Linked DNA regions of Homo sapiens: region 2 is linked to region 1. The links are chromatin loops, found by intact Hi-C in ENCODE. Cell type or tissue: heart left ventricle. All regions are shown on one strand.

The links. A loop is a pair of places that touch in the nucleus more often than their neighbours do. Peaks named below come from ENCODE experiments on the same cell type or tissue, not always from the same donor. Only the 100,000 strongest peaks of a DNase experiment are listed, where the experiment ranks them.
Region 2: it touches region 1 in a loop (2.4-fold over the local background); 3 of 110 quality-filtered maps call a loop at or near these places.

What each region holds. Positions count from the first base shown.
Region 1 is chr13:76,451,635-76,459,634 of GRCh38, forward strand. No RefSeq gene overlaps it. Among named protein-coding and RNA genes, the nearest start is that of KCTD12, 430 kb to the right of the region's middle. In heart left ventricle, no CTCF peak of the experiment used is centred here; no DNase peak of the experiment used is centred here.
Region 2 is chr13:76,206,023-76,214,022 of GRCh38, forward strand. No RefSeq gene overlaps it. Among named protein-coding and RNA genes, the nearest start is that of LINC00561, 270 kb to the left of the region's middle. In heart left ventricle, no CTCF peak of the experiment used is centred here; a DNase peak (open chromatin) is centred at 4,459.

The DNA.
Region 1 (8,000 bases):
TAGAAAAGCAAGAACAAAGCAAACTCAAAATTAGTATAAGAAAATAAATTTAAAAAATCAGCCAGAAATAAATAAAATTGAGACTATAGAAAAATACAAAAGATCAACAAGACAAAAAGTTGGATTTTTTTGAAAAGATAAACAAAATTGACAAACCTTTAGACAGACTAAGAAAAAAAGAGAGGCTCAAATAAATAAGAAAAAAAGAGAGGCTCAAATAAATAAAATCAGAGATGAAAAAGGAAACATTACTACAGAAACTCAAAGGATCATTAGAGACTATTATCAGCAATTATATTCCAATTAATTGGAAAGCCTAGACAAAAGGAAAAAATTCCTAGAGGCATAAAACCTACTAAGATTTTACCATGATGAAATAAAGAACCCAAACATGTGACTAACCAGTAACAAGATGAAAGCAATAATAAAAAGTCTCTCATCAAAGAAAAACTGAAGACTTGATGGCTTCGCTGCTGAATTCTACCCGACATTTAGAGAAGAAATAGTAACAATTCTACTCAAACTATTCTAAAACGCTGAGGAAGAGGAAATACTTCCAAACTCATTCTATGAGGCCAGGCTTGCCCTGATGCCAAAATCAGACAAAAACAAAACAACAACAACAACAACAAAACTACAGGCCCATATCACTGATAAACATAGATATAAAAATTCTCAACAAAATACTGGGAAATTGAATTCCAAAACACATCTGTTGTGCTGCAGAAGAATTTATCATGATCAAGTGGGATTTATCCTAGGCATGCAAGGATGGTTCAACATACATGAATCAATAAATGTGATACATCACATTAACAGAATCAAAGATAAAAATTATATGATCACTTCAATAGATGCCAAAAAAGCATTCAATAAAATTCAATATTCCTTCATGATAAAAACTCTCAAAAAACTGGTTATAGGAGGAACATATCTCAAATAATAAAGCCCATATACAATAAACCCACAGCTATCATTATACTCAATGGGGGAAAAATTAAAAGTCTTCCCTCTAAGATCTGGAAAAAGATAAGAATACCTACTTTGCCACTTTTATTCAGCATAGTACTAGAAGTCCTAGTCAGAGAAATTAGGCAAGAAAATCAATAAAGGGCATCCAAAGGGAAAGTAAGAACTCAAATTTTCTTTGTTTGCATACAACATAATCTTATGCTTAGAAAAACCTAAAGACTCTGCCAGAAAACTGTTAGAACTAATAAAGAAATTCAGTAAAATTGCAGGATACAAAAATTAGCATACAAAAATCAGTAGCATGTTGTATGCCAACAGCAAACAATCTACAAAAGAAATCAAGAAAGCAATCCATTAACAAGAGCTATAAAAATAAAACATCTAGAAATAAACTTAACCAAAGACATGGAAGATCTCTACAATAAAAACTGTAAAACACTGATAAAAGAAATTGAAGAGTACTCAAAAAGGGAAAGACATTTCATGTTTATGTTTTGGAGGAATTAATGTTTTGAAAATGATCTTACTAAGCAAAGCATTCTATAGATAAAATGCAAACCTTTTCAAAATACCAATGGCACTGTTCACAGAAATAGAAAAAACAATCCTAAAATTTGTATGAATATACAAAATACCCAGAATAATGAAAGCTATTTTTAGCAAAAACAAGAGCATCATACTACTACACTACAAAATATACTACAAAGCTATAGTAACCAAAACAGCATGGTGCTGGCACAAAAGCAGAAATATAGACCAATGGAACAGAATAGGGAACTCAGAAATAAATCCACATATTTACAGCCAACTCATTTTCAATAAAGGCATCAATAATCTATATGAGGAAAAAGTCTCTTCAATAAATTGTTCTGGGAAAACTGTATATCTACATGCATAAGAATGAAACTAGACTACTATCTCTCACCACGTAGAAAAATAAAACCAAAATTGATGAAAGACTTAAACCTAACAACTGAAATTATGAAACTATTAGAAGAAAAAAATTAGAGCAATGCTTCAGAACATTGGTCTGGGCAAAGATTTTTTTGAGTTAGACCCCAAAAGCATAGGCAACCAAAGCAAAAATTGACAAATGGGATTACATCAAGGTAAAAAGTTTCTGCACAGCAAAAAATACAATCAACAAAGTGAAGAGACAATTCACATAATGGGAGAAAATATTTGCAAACTATTCAACAAGGGATTAATAACCAGAACACATAAGAAACTCAAACAACTCAATAGCAAAAAAAAGAAAAAAGAAAAAGAAAAAAAATCTCATTTAAAAAAGGCAAAAGATCTTAATAGACTTTTCTCAAAAGAATACATACAAATGGCCAACAGGTATATTCTTTAAATGATCAATATCACTAATTATCAGGGAAATGCAAATCAACTTACAATGTGCTATCATCTTACTCAGCTAAAATAGCTATTATCAAAAAGACAGAAAATTCCCTACGCTAGTGAAGATGTGGAGAAAAGGAAATACTCATGGACTGTTGATGAGAATTTAAATTAGCATAGGCACTAAGGAAGAGAGAATGGAGGTTCTTCAAAAAGCTAAAAATAGAATTACCATATGATCCAAAAATCCCACTGTGCTGTACGTACAGCCAAAAAAAAAAAAAAAGGGAAATCAGTATATCAAAGAGATATCTGCACTCTCATGTTTATTGCAGCACTATTCACAATAGCCAAAATATGGAATCCACCTAAGTCTTCATCAACAAATTAATAAGGAAAATGTAGTATATTTACACAATGGAATATTATTCAGCCCTAAAGAAAAATGAAATCCTGTCATTTGCAGCAACATGAATGGAACTGGTGGACATTACATTAACTGAAATAAGTCAAGCACAGAAAGATAAATATTTCATGTTTTCCACTCATATGTGGGAGATTAAAAAATTGATCTTATGGAGGTAGTGAACAGAATGATGGTTACCAGAGGCTGGGAAGGTTTGTGGCGGCAAGGATTGAAGACAGGTTGGTTAGTGGGTACAAAAGCCAGTTAGATAGAATGAATAAAACTCTAGTGTTCAGTAGCACAATAGTTAACAATAATTTTTTGTAGACTATAGTTAATAATAATTTTTTGTATATTTCCAAATAGCTAGGAAGAGAAGAGTTATGATGTTCCCAACACAAAGAAATAATAAATGTTTATGGTGAATGATATCCCAATTACTCAGATTTGATTATTATATATCATACACTTGTATCAAAATATCACATGTACACTATAAATATGTATAACTATTATGGGCCCACAAAAATTAAAAATAAAGAAGAAATACCATGGGCAGGTATTAGTCATTTTATGGCGTATTTTCTCACTGAAGACAGAAACTGTGAGATACATGTATGTTGTTAGAGAAGCTTGCAGAAAACTGCTTTTCAGTATAATTCTTCTTATCCCAGACACAATCCCTAAGACTTTGTTCTCAACTGGACTTGATTAAAGCTGTGCTTCTACAGTTTCTTTGTTTAGCTTGCACTAACCACACAGGCACACTTAATGCTAACTGCTTTCAAGCAGTGTCTGCACAAAAACACTCTTCTATACACAGTCTCAATTGTGACCCTCTGAAAGAAGAAACTCAGCCTGAGAGACCAAGGTTTGTTTTCATAAGACCAAAGTCAGTCAGTGATCACTTTTGAATTGCTGTGGTGTCTGCTTTAATTTAGAGTAAAGTTGTATATTTTTTAAGGCCCATATGTTTTGAGTATGTAAGTGCTAAACATTGTAAATGAGGTTTATAAAGTAGGATTGAAATACATGCCTAGTTAGAAAAAAAAAAATCACATGGCCAGAAAAGCAACAGAGATGAAAGAATTCTGGAAGCATCGAGATCACATTTTATTGAGAGAAATATCACTCCTCCAACACAACCTAAAAATCATTTCTGAAAGATTTTTGTCAGGGCTGCTTAGGCTACAGAAAGAAAACCTGGAGTGGCTTAAGGATCATCTTCAAGTGTATGAAGGATTTCTATGGAATTGAAACTTACTATATTTTCCCTTTCCATGGTGAACTGAATGCAATAAAATAGCATTGAATTAAGTCAGAGGCAATTTAGGTTGGAGGTAATGGAGATCTTCCTGGCTTTCAGAATTGTAACAGAGCAGGATTCCTCCAAGGGAAGGCCGGGACCTCTTTGTTCCTCATGGTCAGTAAAGAAGAAAAGAGGAGGAGGATGGGGAGGGAGAGAGGGAAGAGAAGCAGGAGAGGGAGGGAAGAGGAGGAGGAGGAGAAGGGAAGGAAGAAAGAAAAAGACTGCTTTTCTCAGTTCCCTGAGCTGAAATGGTTGTAACTGCTCTACAAGTACTAGGCGCTAGTTCTATTCCATTGATCATCATTCCTACACATTGTCTCTGATTGTCTTTAACGAGGGAGAACCAGCTTTAGCCTGGACCACAAGATTTCTAAACTACTGCCAAGAAGAGGCTGAAAACAAATTGAAGGAGCTTGGAGCAATATATCCAGGGCTGCTAATGTCACATGTGATGTAACTTAATCCTAAATCACTCAGAATCCAGGAAGTGTGGTGAAGCAGTCAGACAACTGTTTAACTTTGGGACCACAATGCTGGATCATGTCCTCCTGTGGAGTGCAAGTAATACCAGGACAGGAAATGAGACTGTGGGGGAAGGAAACACAGCCCTCCTTTTTTCTGGGACCAGAGTCTGCATTGTGATATGAAGGCATGGAAGTAATAGGCTACTTCTGGTGTTAAGATCTGAGGAAACAGCTTCACCAAAGAAAGGAGTGGCCCAGGAAACCCTGTCCAAGCCTGTTATAAGCTTTCCTTTCTGTTGTAATGCACACTCCAATGGAAGTTAAACCTGGGCATATGGACAAACATGAATTGGGCTACAAATATCTTGACATGACTCGAGAAAGAGACTAAAGAAAGAAAAGTAGTAAACACTCAAGAACAAAGAGGGTAGGAGCGGACATAGTGATGGGTACTAGCAATCCATATTTGAAACTGAAAAGCAGATAGGGGAATGGTAAGCAACCTACGAGAGTGGAGAAAGTGGAAAACTAGCATCTGAATACAAAAAGTACCATAAAAGAAACAAGCTGATTCACCTCCCAGAACCCAGGAAAGGCTAAGGGCTGCAGCCAGAAATTGTGATGCCAAGGAGAGTAAGAAATGAGAGACCGAAGACAGCTAAAACATATGAGGCTGACACTTTAGACATAGAGCTATCAGAGGAACTAGTCCCTCTTTCACCCTGTTGAACCATGGTGACTACTCCTTCTATACCCCTGCAAGAAGTGAGAGGTTTATACCCTGCAGAAATCATACCAGAACGGTCTTGGCTCAGAAACAGGCACAGAGGGTAAGTGGTGAGGTGCAGCACTCATGCCTAAGAGTGAGACCTCTTCACCCATCCTGACTGGCTATGCTCCGCCCATCAAGGCAGAAGATTGAAGAATCTTCTCTAAAGAAAAAGAAAATGATAGATTTGGGGATACCTCAATATTATAGCTGGTCTAGCAGACACAATGCTTTACTGCCTTACTTTGGAGGCAGTCAGAAATCATTCTAGGCCGGGCACGGTGGCTCACACCTGTAATCCCAGCACTTTGGGAGGCCGAGGCGGGCAGATCACGAGGTCAGGAGATCGAGACCATTCTGGCTAACACAGTGAAAACCCGTCTCTACTAAAAATACAAAAAATTAGCCGGGCGTGGTGGCGGGCACCTGTAGTCCCAGCTACTCAAGAGGCTGAGGCAGGAGAATGGCGTGAACCCGGGAGAAGGAGCTTGCAGTGAGCCGAGATCGCGCCACTGCTGTCCAGCCTGGGTGAAAGAGGGAGACCGTGGCACAAAAAAAAAAAAAAGAAAAAGAAAAGAAAAGAAATCATTCTAACTCCTGGGCAGGCACAGTGGCTCTTACATGTAATCCCAGTATTTTGGGAGGCCGAGGTGGGTGGATCACCTGAGGTCAAGAGTTCAAGACCTGCCTGGCCAACCTGGTGAAACTCCATCTCTACTAAAAATACAAAAATTAAGCAGGTGTGGTGGCATGCACCTGTAGCCCCAGCTACTTAGTAGGCTGAGACAAGAATTGCTTGAACCTGGGAGGTGGAGGTTGCAGTGAGCCGAGATCGCGCCATTGCACTCTAGCCTGGAAAACATAGTAAGACTCCATCCCCACCCCCCACCAAAAAAAAAAAGAAAAAAAGAAATCATTCTAACTCCAAAAAGAAGACCAAAACTCAGAAAAAGACACCACCATTCATACACAGTAACTCAAAATAAGAGAGAAAATGCACGGGGCAGAAAAACTTAAAAACTAAAATTATTATCCTTAGAAAAATAATGAAAAATATTGAATTCATGAAATAAAACCATGGTACCATTTACAAAAATAGTTAAACAGTATGGGAAAAATAAATATAATAGATGAAAGTTTAAAAATTTTTCAAAAGTGAGAAGATAAAGAACCTACAATATAGGATAAAAAGATAAAGAGATCAACAATAGGAGGGAACAGACTAATTTATCCTGAATGTTGTCTGAATTTGCTACCACATACTGGTAACATTTTCAGTACCCCACTTTTGTATATCCTTGGACTTTCAGAATCCTAGATCATGTCAAAGAAAACAGATAGACTGGCAGTATCTTGAGACCATTGAGTCACATGTGAAACAGGCTGTTCAAAAAGCCACCTTTTGATTTAACATGGGTCTCAAGCATTACACTGCCCTCTCCAATAGGAAGCCCCCTCTAATCAAAATGCAGTCATCACTAGATTGCATTTTCTGGAGAATTGGGCTACATCAGCTTATCGCTGAAACCACTGGTCTTTGCCATCCATCCCATCCTAATGAACTCTTGGAACCTTAGGATTTTCATTGGCCTCCCTTAGAGAGTCGGATACAGAGACATTCTAGCACTTAGGCATCTCCATGACCATGTTAGAAGCAGAATTATATAGATACTATATTTCAACCAGGAAAGGGTGAAAAATACTCCAAGACAAGGAAAGTAGAAGTTACTTACTAGTGGTTCTGTTTCAGAGGTAAGGAAAATGTAGGTGGTACGCTGTAACACTTCTTATTTATTAACCAGTTGGTCATTTCCTATTTCTAAGTGTCAAGCCCAGAAGAATAATGCATCCCTAACACAGTTCAGATCTCCTCTCTGAGGAACAGGCATATTCGTATAGCTCCCACTCAGCATCTTTCTGAAGACAGCTAGACATACACACTTTCATGGTTTATTCCTTTGACTTCTATGCTATATTAACCATTCTGCTTTTAAATTATTTATTATTACTAAAGATTAAATACATTCAAGCTGGTCTTAATTAAGGAAATATAATTCATAGGAGGTAACTTTATTTCCCTCACTTCTAAATTGTTGGAGAAGCCACCTACATATATAAGTGTAGTCCTATTTAGCATAATATTATGCTAAGTTGTTCTCTGGTTTAAAGTACTATGATATCTTTAGAGGTTTCATTAAATATATCTTTTCATCACTCTTAAAAGATTCCAAAATAAAAAATAGCATGATACAATGCCTTTTAAATAAAAGAATGTATAAGGTTTTAATACTTATGGAATTTTTACTAATGAGAAGGGGAAAGACATCCAGGAATGTTTGTATGTCAGAAAGGTAGTGAAAGTATTTTCTTTTCTATTTCTTTTTTTTTTTTTTAAGTTTCTTTTTTTTTTATTATACTTTAAGTTTTAGGGTACATGTGCACATTGTGCAGGTTAGTTATTAAATTGTAAAATTGAGGCTGTATTGACTTTTCCATGGCATGAAACTTGCAAAAGCTAGGGCTTTATTTTAATCAATTGATCATAGCCCCCACAGTTAAATAAAATATTTAAAATATCAAGAATCATAATATAAATAAAATGGACAGTTTTGCAATCCCAACATACATTTCTTAAAAAATACAAACCTAATCTTTTGCTAAGTGGACTTTTCCATATACTTTCTTTTGAGAAAAACTTGAAAATTTTTCATAACTTGTTTTTTTCCCTAGTTC
Region 2 (8,000 bases), 250 kb before region 1:
AGGGTTTCCTGCTTGTGTATCCTCCTTCTACCCAATTTAACTGTGCAATACACTGAAAATGTCTCTCTTGCTGTCTCTTACCAAAGAGAAGCCTGACTTTAAGAAACCAGCCTAATCAGACAGCTGTATATGTTAATCAAGAATAATATTGTTCTCTAGAATACAATTTTTAGTAAAACTGTATTGTAGAGATAGCTTAGTTGAAGTCTCCACATAAAAACGTTTTGTTTTTCATCAAAATTCAGTAAAAAGGGAATCTGAATTGAGTGTCTTGTGACTTTGCAGATGAAAATCTGCAGACTCCAAGAAATTTACTCTTGAAAAATCAGTTCAATTGTAAGGAAAATGCTTACATATTGAGAATCTACTCAGAAACTGAGCAAAATTTAGGGTCAAATAATTCTCTTGAGTAAAGAAAACAGTGATTAAAAAAAAGGAGTGAAATATTGCTCAATTTCTATTTGTTAATGAAAATGAGTTCATTTGTTTTTTTCAGATGCTTAAAAACATTGCCTTCCAGTTTAAAATAGAAATATTTTTCATTGAGTATAATGCTTAAAGAAATATTATACTTATCAAGTATAAATGCCACTGACTCTCTGAATTGTTTCTACATGTGCGTGTGTTGACTAATATTAACATTTTAATGTATGGTATTAATCTTTCATTAAGGATGTTATCTTAATACATTAACAATAAAAGTTAATGCTTTTTATTGGAAAGGCAATTACCCATGGTTTAGATGGTAAAGCCATGATAAATTTTCAGGCCATGTTTTCTTATTTACTTTAAGAATAAATTTAGCATAATTAGTATCCTAACTTGAACTTGAACTAGTGTGGTTGTCTGGAGACTTGCTGGAGAATTCACAGGATTTTTCCAGATATTTTAAGGTTGACTACAAATTAAAACCATATTTGTTTATGTAACTTAAAAGTACCTCTTAACAGGAATTACAAGAGGACAGTTTTAGTAAACTTGAAATATGTGAGAGTTTAAGATACAAATATGAAACCTGAGAAATATGGGGCTTACAAACTTGGAACAAGCTGTTTTTAGCATCTTAACCTCTAACAGTATCTGTATACCTTCATTAAAATGTCATACATCAATGTTTATACATTCGTACACACAACTGAAACTAAGTCTATCAGATTTTAATTTCCAATTGGAAACATATTACAGCATATGAAATTTCTTTTCTCTATTAAATAAGAAATGCAGCAAAAAATGGATTCCTATGATACTTCATCATCTGCTCATGCTGACATTTCAGAGTTCTTTTGTGAAGATTCTTTAAAAAATTTTTTTTTATTATACTTTAAGTTTTGGGTTACGTGCGCAGAACGTGCAGTTTTGTTACATAGGTATACACATGCCATGGTGGTTTGCTGCACCCATCAACCTGTCACCTACATTAGGTATTTCTCCTAATGTTATCCCTCCCCCAGCCGCCCCCTACCCCCCACAGGCCCTGGTGTGTGATGTTCCCCTCCTGTGTCCATGTGTTCTCACTGTTCAACTCCCACTTATGAGTGAGAACATGTGGTGTTTGGTTTTCTGATCTTGTGATAGTTTGCTGAGAATGATGGTTTCCAGCTTCATCCATGTCCCTGCAAAGGACGTGAACTCATCCTTTTCTATGGCTGCATAGTATTCTATGGTGTATATTTGCCACATTTTCTTAATCCAGTCTATCATTGATGGACACTTCTCAAAAGAAGACATTTATGCAGCCAAGAGACATGTGAAAAAATGTCCATCATCATTGGTCATTAGAGAAATGCAAATCAAAACCACAATGAGATACCATCTAATGCCAGTTAGAATGGTGATCATTAAAAAGTCAGGAAATGACAGATGCTGGAGAGGTTGTGGAAAAATAGGAACGCTTTTATGCTGTTGGTGGGAATGTAAATTACTTCAACCATTGTGGAAGACAGTGTGGCGATTCCTCAAGTATCTAGAACTAGAAGATTCTTAAGGTAGCATACACTAAAGTGCTGTCCTCTGCTGTAGATGGTGACATCATTGTTTGCTAAAGTGATATGATCTGATAAAATTCATCACAGCATTGATAGACCACCATACAGAAATCTACCCCATCTCTAAGTGGAACAAGCCATGGCTACAATGATGGGAAAAGGCCAGCCTTATCACTTGCCTACCATCGGCTGATAATTGAGCTTTTTTGCTTTACCTCTCTTTCTTTATCTTTTTTGCTTTTGGTTAATTAACGTTTTGTAAAGAAAAATTCAGAAAAAAAAGAAAGATGGTGAGATTCTTTCAAATTATTTATCCACTTATTATTTGGTTATTCCTAAGTACTTAAAACAAGTTTCTTTTCACTTACTTTTTAAAAAGTTTCCTTATCCTCTCAAACTTAACCTTAGCCTTTAGTTTTGTATCATCTACCAAAAAGCAAAGTGTTAATTTTTATTCTCTTTTGATAGTTCTCCTACCCCTGATCATTTTTGTTAGTTTTTTCTCTTCTTTTGCATACCATTCAAATGTTCATGTCATTCAGCATTCTTCCTTTAGTTCTCCCCCCCTCCACCCAGTTCTCCATATTTTCACATATTGACTTCATTCATCCTCATAACTACAACAGCTATCTCTATGCTACGGATATCCAAATATATTTCACTGTCATAACTATCTCTTCTGAATTCCAGTCCTTTTTATCTAACTGCCTATGAGACACCTCCATACTGGATATCCCATAGTTGTCTCATCAGAACAAATGTTAAGATGAAAAACTTTTCCTCTGTACTTGCTCTCTGTGTATTGCCATTGCCCTTTAAAAGAGAATAAAGCTTCCTCCAGCCTGAGCACCACCATCCCTGTGATTAAGGAAGGGACCCACTGAACCTGGAGTGCTCTTGTCAGTTGCTCTTCTCTCCCAACACTGACATTCTCCTTTACACTAATGATTCCTCTAATACATTGGCTTCCATGTCTTTGACAGTTTCCTCCAAAGATCTTGTCCTCCGTTCTGAGACATCCACTCCCATGATTTAGTCTAGACCTTACCAATCTATAGTGAATACATCTTACGCTTCTAACTTTCTTCAGTGCCCCAACTTTAAGGATTTCTCAAATTCTCCAGGATCTTTCCATAAACTATTGCTCCTGCCCCACTTTTCATTGCCTCCCCACCCTCCTCAAATGTTCACTTCCCAGCTTACTCAGTTTAAGTTCCATGGGCAGTCGTAACAATCATTTTCATATATACTCTCAACTACTTCTTCCTTTCCCTGCATAGTGTATTGGCAAACACAAACCCACACAAAAATATATGGCCTTTACTCTTCACATGAACCTTAGCAGGTGATCATGGTGAGATCACATAGCTAATTTGCAGAGAGAGGTTTTTTTTTTTTTTTTTTGAGATGGAGTCTCGCTTCCATCGTGCAGGCTGGAGTGCAGTGGTGCAATCTCAGCTCACTGCAACCTCCACTTCCAGGGTTCAAGAGATTCTTCTTCCTCAGCCTCCTGAGTAGCTGGGATTATAGGCGTGCACCACGACGCCTGGCTAATTTTTTTGTATTTTAGTAGAGACAAGGTTTTGCCATGTTGGTCAGGCTGGTCTCAAACTCTTGACCACAAGTGATCTGCCCACCTTGGCTTCCCAAAGTGCTGGGATTACAGGTGTGAGCCATTGCTCCCGGCCTGTGTGGACAGATTTTTAAACTCATGATGTCTAACCTCAAATACGCCTCCAGTGTTGCCTAAAAATTCCTCTCCATTTCCCCATGGAAGCCATACTGCCACTCTTATAGATGAATAGTAGTACTTACCTTTTCTCTTTTCTTTAAACTTCACTACATTCTCCTCATTCTTGTTTTCAGCTGATAACTGCTTCTTATTTAACAGAGAAAACACACATGACCAGACAAAAATCTCTACTTTTTATTTCAAACAAATATAGAAAGTTACTTGCATTTGTAAGCAAATACTGAATATTTTTGGTTCTATTCCCACTTCACCCCTCACCCAACTTCCTCACCGAATTCCTATTCCTACTTCTGGATATTGTGAGGTCTCAATCCTAGTATCTCACTGCCTTGGTGATGTCAGCTGTGTCATAAGTTTAAATATTGTCTACATGCCAACCAATCACAAATATTTATTTCCTGTCCAACCTCTCTCCTGGATTCTAGATTTCAAGTGTCCATCAGCTTAATTAACATCTCTGCTTAGATATTCTGGAGATTGTTAAGGTTGTTCATAAATACTCTCCTACCTTTGGTACATGGTACAATTGCATTTCTCAGAACCCTCATACCCATGTTGTTAGCCAGGAAAGTATTTTATGTTATGTACGTGAGAAACCTTAAAGAGCCACAGTGTAATGGCCACATTCCTGTTCCTGTCTTTGCTGTCTATTGGGGAAGCATGTGTCTACAGACAGCCTGCATCAGATTGGCTCTCTGAGTGACTGAAGTGGGTATGGCCTGCTGCCAACCCTGGAGGATTTGAAGCAAGAGTGAGTAATAAATTGTCTTACTAAGCCAATGGTACTTTGGGATTGTTGGTTCTTCATCATAGTTTATCTCAACTGGTAATATTTCTATTATGCATATAAAATTTAATTTATTCTGAACAACCTTTTGCTTTTCCTTTCCAAATCTGATCTGCCTATAATTTTCTCCATACCAGGAAATGGATTCACCAATATTTCAATGTCTGTGGTCAAAACTATCATTACTTTTTCTTATAACTCACATCTACTCCATCAACAGATCTTTTTGGCTCCACTTTGAAAAGGTAGTCAGATTTAAATTACCTACACTGCAGGCTAGTAAGTATACAACTAGTACACTTGTCCAAGCCTGAGTTTTGCAATGGTCTCCTAACTTGCCTTCCTGTTTCTCCATTTAAACTATTATAGTCAATTTTCCACATAGCATCAAGAGGGATTTTTAAAAATACATCAGATTAGGCCACACCTTGCCCCAAACCACTCAGGGTCCACCATTCATAAAGTAATATTTCAAGTCCTTACGTAGCTTACAAGATCTGTATCATCTGACCCACTTATAATGATCTGTTCTCATTTTTACTTATCACTACTCTTTTTCACCACTCACTGCTTCAGCTACTCATTTCTCACTTAAACCCTACTTACTATATCCAGGACATTGTACTTGCCATTTCACTTGTTGACATTTACACATCAATTACCATTAATGTAAGTTAAATCTATATCATTCTGAATCTTGTCATAATAGAGTTAACTTTCTGGATAAATCTGATTACTAAGAGAAACATAGCATTCTATATTATTCAGAGATGTGTGTTGTAATCATTCTGTCTTCTGTTGAATTGTAGTCTTGAGAATATAAGTAATTATGAAAAACTACATTTGTTAGAATGTTTCTTTTTGAAAGAAGTGTTTGTTCAGTTAAAGTTGTAAACCCATGGTTGTGGAGTTAAAATATGTGCACATATTCTTAGCTACGCCTCCTTTCAACAGGTGGAACTTGATTATTTCCCTTTGAGTGTGGGCTGTGCTTACTGACTTATATTTAATGAATAAAATGTGGCAGAAATGGCAGTGTAGTTCTGAAGACTGGATCATAAAAGGCACTATGGTTGGGGCTTTTCTCTCTCTGTCTGTCTGTGTGTCTCTCATTTCTTCTCTCTTTGATCATGTGCTATCAGGGAAGTTAGATACCATGTCATGAGGACCTTTCTTACCATCAAAGATCCACATGGTAAGAAACTGGGGCCTTTGGTCAACATCCAGCAAAGAATTGAGGTTTCCAGCCACAGTGAGTGAGCATTCTTGGGACAGAGAATGAGCATTCTAGGGAAGCAGATTCTCCAGCCCCAGTCAAGCCTTCAGATGACTGCAGTCTTGGCCACCATCTTGACTCTATATTAATGTGAAACTCTACACCAGAAATACTCATCTAATTCCTGGATCCCTGACTCTCAGAAACTGTATGAGACAATAAGTATTTATTATTTTAATCTGCTACATTTTGAAGTAATTCCTGATGCAAAAAAATAAATAATACACAATATCATTTTTGTCATAGAGGTTTGATTATGATTAAATATAACCAGTGTAAAAATTTACCTCTTTACTACCATCTTACTGATCTCATAAAAAGTCAAACAGTAAAAAGATTATATAGATTACCTTACATTTGAGAATATGTATAAAGCATTCTTCTTTGCAAAATTACTTTATCAATAAAATAGACAATTAACAAATTAATTATAAAATGCCTTACAGAGTCTCTTCTATAGGGGTGAAAATATGAGGGAAAGACAGGAAGTGAAAATTAACATTATGCTTGCTGGGTAGGGTAGGTGTCAGCCTCTCTAGAGTAAAAGGCAAAAAAATGAAGAAAAAGCCAAATCATTTGCCTTTAAGCAATTAGTTACTAAGAATTTCTTTGAAAAATACTACTTATAAGTTTATTTCATAGTTCACCTTAGATTACCTGTAATTTCAATTGAATTCAAATCGAGATTTACTGTTTGCCAGGAACTGAGTTAAAGATTCAAAGATAAGCAAGACTTGGACCATTTCCTGGAAGAGTCTAGTAGGGGAATGAGAGCATCAGAAGATAATCAATAAATGTATTCTATACTATATATATATGGCCAACTGGAGGCACCTTTATGATATATGCAGGCTAATTCTGGGCCATTGCAATAGGCCATGCAACTAACAGGATAGAAAGCATATCTAAAAAGCAACTTGCAAGTCGATTCAATGTTCTCCTGTTAACTCATAGGAAGTGATTCTTGTGGTTTCAAGGATATCATGAGGTTGCCCCTTGTGCCTTAAATATCAGTAATAATTTTCCCTTTCAACTCTTGGCGTTCCATTCTTCATCCACAAAAACAGCTGAAGATGTGGTAGCAGAGAACAACAAATCATCCTGTTGGCTCCTGCCATCACCTGATGACAGAAGAAGAGCTGTCAGATCGTGTTTATAAGCACTACTGATTCCTGCTGGTCATGCTGTTGTAGGACCACCTGAGTCCCCCCAAGGGAAAAAGGTTTTGAGGCCATCTCCTAGCAACAACAAATGGAATAACTTAATACCAAGCATTTACTTTCTTTGCCTAAAATTCAGCTTCATTATATCAGAAGAGAAAGATGAGGGAGAAGGAGCAATGAAACAAAAAAAGTGGATGGAGAAGGAAAAGACAGTAAAAAGGAGGAGTGGAAAGAAGGTTGCAGATGCTTGAGCTCAGTATATAGGACAATTGGGGAAACATTTGAAAGCTATTTCCTTAGGTAAATAACTCAACCTCAACCAGAGCAATTGATGAAACCCTTGCCTTTCCTGAGACAATTTTGTTCCCAGCATAGTTCTTGGCGGGGGGGGTTCAGAAATTGTCCCTGAGGCAGGTGTCAACTATGTCAGCTGCTTTCTTCATAGCTGTGAGCTGATAGTTTCACATCCTTCCTGTTTCCACCACATAACTCTTTTCCAACCTACAGTTTTCTTTCCCTTTTGAAACTGCTAATGAAGCAGAGAGAGGGAAGCTGATGCTCACTACTTCCCCGTGCAGGGCCCGTTTTAGGTACTGTGGTCTCTGTCACTGTGACCTGGGCAAAAGATATGAGGCTGTACCATATAGGACAGAGGATTCTATAGGAGCTTTGTGGCAGGCCCATTCTTATACGGTACCTGCACACACTCTGCTGCATGGAGGCCAAGATATGCATTGATGTGTAATTCCTTTGTGCCATTGTTCTGGTGTGGTGGTCAGATTTGTCTGCTACAGCCTAGCCTAGCTGTTCTCAAACTGGAACATGTATGAGAATTACCTTCAGGGTTTGTTAGTACACAGACAGGTGGGTCCTGATCTCAGAGTTTCTGATTCAGTAGATTTGGGGCAGACTCAGGAATTTGCATTTCTAACCAGTGCCTATGCGATGTTGATACTGTTTGTTTAGGCCATTAATATAGAATCTCTCTCCTTAATAATCACTGGCCTAAGCCATAGTGATGAGCTTGCCATTCTCT